Regions from separate parts of the Homo sapiens genome. Here region 2 is linked to region 1. The links are chromatin loops, found by intact Hi-C in ENCODE. Cell type or tissue: mammary epithelial cell. All regions are shown on one strand. Links, peaks and the distances in the headings refer to the core of each region. The heading gives the core; the rest is flanking DNA. Region 1 overlaps CCNY (cyclin Y). Region 2 has its middle 6.4 kb from the start of CREM.

Region 1 (2,922 bases), core at 193-2,692:
GCCCAGCCTCATGCTCACGCAGCGTTCTCCTGTGTGCATGTCTGTCTCCAAGTTTCCCCTTTATGTAAGGGCCCCAATCATATTGTGTTAGGTCCTGCCCTAATGACCTCGTTTTAACTCCACTACATCTGTAAAGGCCTTGTCTCCAAATAAGGCCTTATTCTGAGGCACTTGGGGTTAGGACTTCAACATATGCATTTTGGAAGAGGGGACACACTGTAACCCATATCCACAGGATACCAACAGAATCGTGTAAGATTTGTATTAAGATCTCTCCAGGGATACCAGCAAGGAGGTTATTGCTGTAGTTTAGGGTAAAGATTATACTTTATATTAATTTATTAACCTATATTAATAATATAAATGTGTATTCCAGGCTATTGGAAAATCTTCCAGCATCAGGTACAAAAAAGAATCCAAATGTGAAACTGGCAGAAATTTTATAAACAGAAAATAATAATTACTTTTTTAAATTATTTTTGTTGGCCATAAAAGTGATAATTTATGGAGCATTGCTGAATACAGGGAGTTTAGGTAGCTACCCCCATTCCCTCAAAATAGTATGTTTATGAGACAGCACTCTGGAATTAGGGTGTAATTGAGAATGGAGTGAAGCTACCAACTCACTTCACAGTCTTCACCCGTATGATTTCAACCTCAGCCGTATTGGAACATGCTCTAATCATCCAAACCAAACAGCTGAAAGACGGCAGATTTAAAGTCCAGAAAGAAATTATATCTGGTACAGATTCAGACAATTAACCGGCCTAGTATTACTCTTTAAAATTGGATTGGAATAATTTCAGCATCATTGGGATCTCATTTGCATATATCCTCAATTCCACAAGTTTTATCCCCTCCAAATGCCTCTGAACAGCTTTGTGATGTGCAGTCAGCTGATGCCTCTTTGTAGCTCCATAGTTGCTCATTAACCTGTGGTTTCCAGAGAGACTTCTTAGGATAGTCATTCTCATGAATTAAATCTGAAAACTTAACTGAGTAAGAGTGACCTGTTAGCAATGGTCGTGGGATATTGTTTAGAAAAATCAACCGTGTATTATTTTACTTGGCAGAGAGTTAAAATATCCAAGTGGGAGTTTACTAAAGAAGTTGCAGCTGACCCTTGACTATAGTTTTATTGGCAAGTTTTGCTAAATTACATATTTTTAAGTCTAGCTTACCATGAATGCCTTATCTCCCAATATAGCAACTGCTTTCCCTCTGTTACAGGATGTATTGTGTTGTCTGATTGCTTCAGTTAGCCGTAATGGAATATCACACCTGGTTCATGACTGTTTGTTTTTTTCCCAAACATTAAGTATTCTCTTAAATATTACTAATATAGTTATTAATATTCATCAACTAAGGTAAGTTAAAAGTCAGAAGAAAACATAGTCAGCTTTTTGTATTGAGCCAGTGAGCACTGACCTCTGCGGAGAGCTTGGGAGGTTGCAGCGCCTCATGTCTGTAAAGGAGTGGAATCTCTGGGATCTGGGTGAAGATTGAGTCACAGTCTTCTTTTTCTGCTGCTTTAATGATCTGGAGGTTTACTTAGGCCCAGTCCCTGTTTTCTGCTCTCAGCACAGTGGTATTGCACATTTTCTGGTTGTCTCTTTGTTGGAGAGTAAGAGGATTTGTCATCAGCCTTTGTAAAATACGCAGCCTGGGGCCCTAAGATCAGTGCCAGCTAGAATTCCACTGAGCCTCACCTAGATCTTTATCTGAAGAGTTACGATGTTCACACAGAGGACAATTATGATCTAAAACATTAGCTTATTCTTTCTGTTCAAACTTAATATAATAAATGCCGTTAAAAATGAAAATCTCCAAAAATTGATAAGGTTATTCAGCTCTCTTGAGTGACTTTCTTTTTTCCACCAACAGTTGTCACACTCAAATGCTATTGTTGAGTGAAGGACCCTTGGAAACCCCCACAAAGGCCTTTCCAGTGCAGTTACAATGCCGTGCTTCATGACTTCCTGGGCCTTATTTGAAGGTCTCTTTGGCTTCCCGTGTGCCCATAGCTGCCTCCTCTGAACTTTGTTGTTCACCACTGCACCTGTCTCACAAGCCAAGGACTCAGTTTCCCTTAATTCACTACACCTTGTCGATGCAGTTCTCTTTCCTGAATGCCATTATTTGTGGTCGTTTTACTAGCGAATCACTCGTATGTAGTCCCGCTGACTTCCTTTGGGCTGGAAATCTGCCCTTTCATAGCTCTTTCAAGAGCCTGCCGGAGCCCTGTGTGGATGCGGTCCCTTGTCGTCCCTGCAGGACCCCATATGCCCATGATGCATTCAGGGAGCACGCTCTGCCGGCCCCTGGGCTAGATGCTGCACATACTGGGGATGAGATGAGGGTTTATCCAGGCTTCCTATCCAGGGAAGAGGCCCTTACACTACTGAGATAAATGCAGCATTGGGAGCAAGCAGAGGGTCACCCAACTAATTTGGGAAGGTCAAGGTGGTCTTTCCCTGTAATGGTTTTCCATTTTATTATCAGTATACTTAGAACCTCTTACTACAGCTTATTGGCTATTTGCCTTTGGGATTTGAAACATGTTACTCCACTTGACCCATGAACAACTCCAGGGTTAGAGGCATGGAACCCTGCACAGTTGAAAATCCACATGTAACTTTTGACCCCCCAAAACTTAATAGCCTACTGTTGACTGAAAGCCTTACCTGTAACATAAACATTTGATTATTATTTATTTTTCGTGTTATATGTATGCTATACTGTATTCTTACAATGAAGTAAGCCAGAGAAAAGAAAATGTTAAGAAAATAAGGACAAATATATATATACATAAATATAAATATATATATTTATGTATATATATATATATATATTTTATGAGACGGAATCTCGCTGTGTCACCCAGGCTGGAGTGCAGTTTCACGATCTTGGCTCACTGCAGCC
Region 2 (2,922 bases), core at 246-2,745, 430 kb before region 1:
ACTTCCAAATGTCTTGGCTGGTTCTTTTTTTCTGACCTACTCCTTAAAGGTTGATGTTTTCCAATGCTCCTTGCGTGTTCCTTTTATCTAACATTGGATGGAGTCTCTCTGGCTCACATTTTCTTCACCTACACATAGCAGCCGAACAAATAACATTCAAAGTTTGTTAAATAATTGTGTAACTGGGAAATTCAAGGGACATTTTCAACCACATTCTCAATCTTGGAGGAGGTAAGGCTCAGTTTCAGCTTCAAAGTACCTGTTTTCATTGGTTCAGTTATTTTATCTTAAAAAGGAGGTAAATACTAAACAAAGTTAGAAAAAGAATTCTAAAGGTCCAACTCTCTATTTCTGTGGATCTCCATTTGCACTGTGGAGTTGCTTGAGCCATATAATTTTACCATGTTTATCTCTGGTGGATGTCAGTTAATATTAAGTGGGTTATGGACTAATTTTAGCTCTCTGTGAAAATCAACACACCCAGATTTTAAAACAAATATTTTGGTACTCATATCTAGGTATACTATAATTTTTAGGGAGGTTTTAAAATTAATTTTATTTATTTATTTATTTATTTATTTATTTATTTATTTATTTATTTATAGAGACAGGGTCTCACTCTGTTATCCAGGTTACAGTCCAGTGGTGCAAACTCCTAGACCCAAGGGATCCTCCTGCCTCAGCCTTCCGCCTAGCTGGGACTACAGACATGCTACCACATCTGGCTCATTTTTCTTTTTTTTGGTAAAGATGGGATTTCACTATGTTGCCCAGGCTGATCTCGAACTCCTGGCTTCAAGCAGTCATCCCACTTCGGCCTCCTACCTCAACCTGTGTTGAGATTATAGGCACAGGCCACCTTGCCCAGCTCAGGGAGGTTATTTTTTGAAACTCTTTTCCTCAGACTATATTGCTCTCCTAAGCCAGTCTGAGGTTACTCTTTTGGCTCCACACATTAATATTTATTTCTTATTCTTACCTTTTCAGAACATGGCAAAAAAACGTTTGGCCCCAATTTCTTTGCACAGCCTAGTATCCAGAAAGAGAGAAAACTGATCATCTATGGGGACTGCATGTATTATCAAGCTATGGTATTCAGATTTATTTTATCATTTAAATGATCATTTCCAAATTTTGTATACTAAAAACTCAGATATAGAAGTCCCTGAGTGAATCTGTACACAGAAAGGCTTAGACACAAATACCAAATTAATTGTCATGCCAGGCTGGGCACAGTGGCTCATGCTTATGATTTCAGCTACTAAGGAGGCTGAGTTGGAGGATCGCTTGAGCCTGGGAGGTGGAGGTTGCAGTAAACTGAGATTGCACCACTGCACTCCAGCCTGGGTGACAGAGGGAGACCTTTCTCAATAAATAAATAACATAAAATATAAATTGTCATACCTGGGTGTTGGGATGGCTGGGTTTTCTAGTCTCTGTTATAAAAAGGTTACATTTTATTTGAAGAAAACAAAGTATCCACATGATGGCACTATAACCTACAAAATAAGAGGTTGTCAATTTATGAAGACCAAGAACTTGGTAAATTCTACTTAGAGTACTTACTACTCTAAAATGCTGAAAGGAAATTGCCTAAAGAATGTGCTGAAAAATGGCTGGGCTCATGCGTGTGAAATCTCAGCAATTTGAGAGGCCAAGGCAGGCAGATTGCTTGAGCTCAGGAGTTCGAGACCAGCCTGGGTGACATGGTGGAAACCCCCTCTACGAAAAATACAAAAATTAGCCTGGCATGGTGATGCACACCCGTAGTCCCAGCTACTCGGGAGGCTGTAGTGGGAGGACTGCTTGAGCCCAGGAGGTTGAGACTGCAGCGAGCCAAGATCATGCCACTGCAATCCAGCCTGGGCCATAGAGTAAGAGATCCTGTCTCAAAAAAACAACAAAAAAAAGAATGCTGAAAAATAAGGCATTTTATATACAAGGTAATATGGATATAATTCCCTTATGTTTTATAGAGACTTACTGGCTAATCCTTCATATCCCTTTCTAAGTTCATTTTTCCATGATTTATTTAATAACAGTATCTTAGTCCTAGTGTGAGCACATGACCATGTTGGGAGCTACTTAACGCATTCCCCATAATGTCATGTCTTCCTATAGGCGATTCTAGCAGGCAATTCAGGAGCTATTAGAGAAAGAGTGTTAACTGAGACAAATGCCATCCATGGAGTTTATATTCTGGCCGGAAGATAGGCTTTATTTATTTATTTTTTTGGGATGGAGTCTCACTCACTCTGTCGCCCAGGCTGGAGTGCTGTGGCGCGATCTCAGCTCACTGCAACCCCCGCCTCACAGGCTCAATTGATTCTCCTGCCTCAGCCTCCCAAGTAGCAGCAACTATAGGCACACCATCACGCCCAGCTGATTTTTTGTATTTTTAGTAGAGATGGGGTTTCGCCATGTTGGCCAGGCTGTATGATATGCACTGTATTAAAACCTTTATGTTATTAGCTAATGTATTCTTCTTCACAAACACTTTATGCAGTACTAGGATCCCTGTTCTACAGCTAAAGAAAACTAGGCTGAGAGAGGCGCTAAGGCCACAGAACAAAAATGTGGCATGGAGCCCTTTTCCAATATGAAATATATTGACAATAACAATCTTCCTCTTTTCCTCATGCCTTTCTTCTCCCTTAATGAGGCATGGTGGCACATGTCTGTAGTTCCAGCTACTTAGCCAGCTGAGGTGGGAGGATTGCTTGAGCCCGGGAGGTCGAGGCTACAGTGAACCATGATCGCACTACTGTACTCCAGCCTAGGTGACAGAGTAAGACCCTGTCTCAAAAAAAAAAAAAAAAATAAAAATTAGTTTAGTTTAACGACTGCAATCTTATAGTTTTAAATAATTCAGGAGCTTGGGTTTTTATTATAATATCCTTTAGTGATAGTTTTAAGTAGTTT

Evidence for each region. Peaks named below come from ENCODE experiments on the same cell type or tissue, not always from the same donor. Only the 100,000 strongest peaks of a DNase experiment are listed, where the experiment ranks them.
Region 2: a loop joins it to region 1, with 7 times the contacts of the local background. A loop is called at or near these places in 4 of 110 quality-filtered maps.

The regions. Positions count from the first base shown.
Region 1 is chr10:35,545,460-35,548,381 of GRCh38, forward strand. All of the region lies in intron 7 of CCNY (cyclin Y), which reads left to right. Among named protein-coding and RNA genes, the nearest start is that of GJD4, 58 kb to the right of the region's middle. In mammary epithelial cell, for the core only: a CTCF peak has its summit at 1,457; a DNase peak (open chromatin) is centred at 1,602; H3K27ac peaks cover 2,387 bases.
Region 2 is chr10:35,119,007-35,121,928 of GRCh38, forward strand. It overlaps a transcript of CUL2 not described here. Among named protein-coding and RNA genes, the nearest start is that of CREM, 6.4 kb to the right of the region's middle. In mammary epithelial cell, for the core only: a CTCF peak has its summit at 1,505 (motif pointing right); no DNase peak of the experiment used is centred there.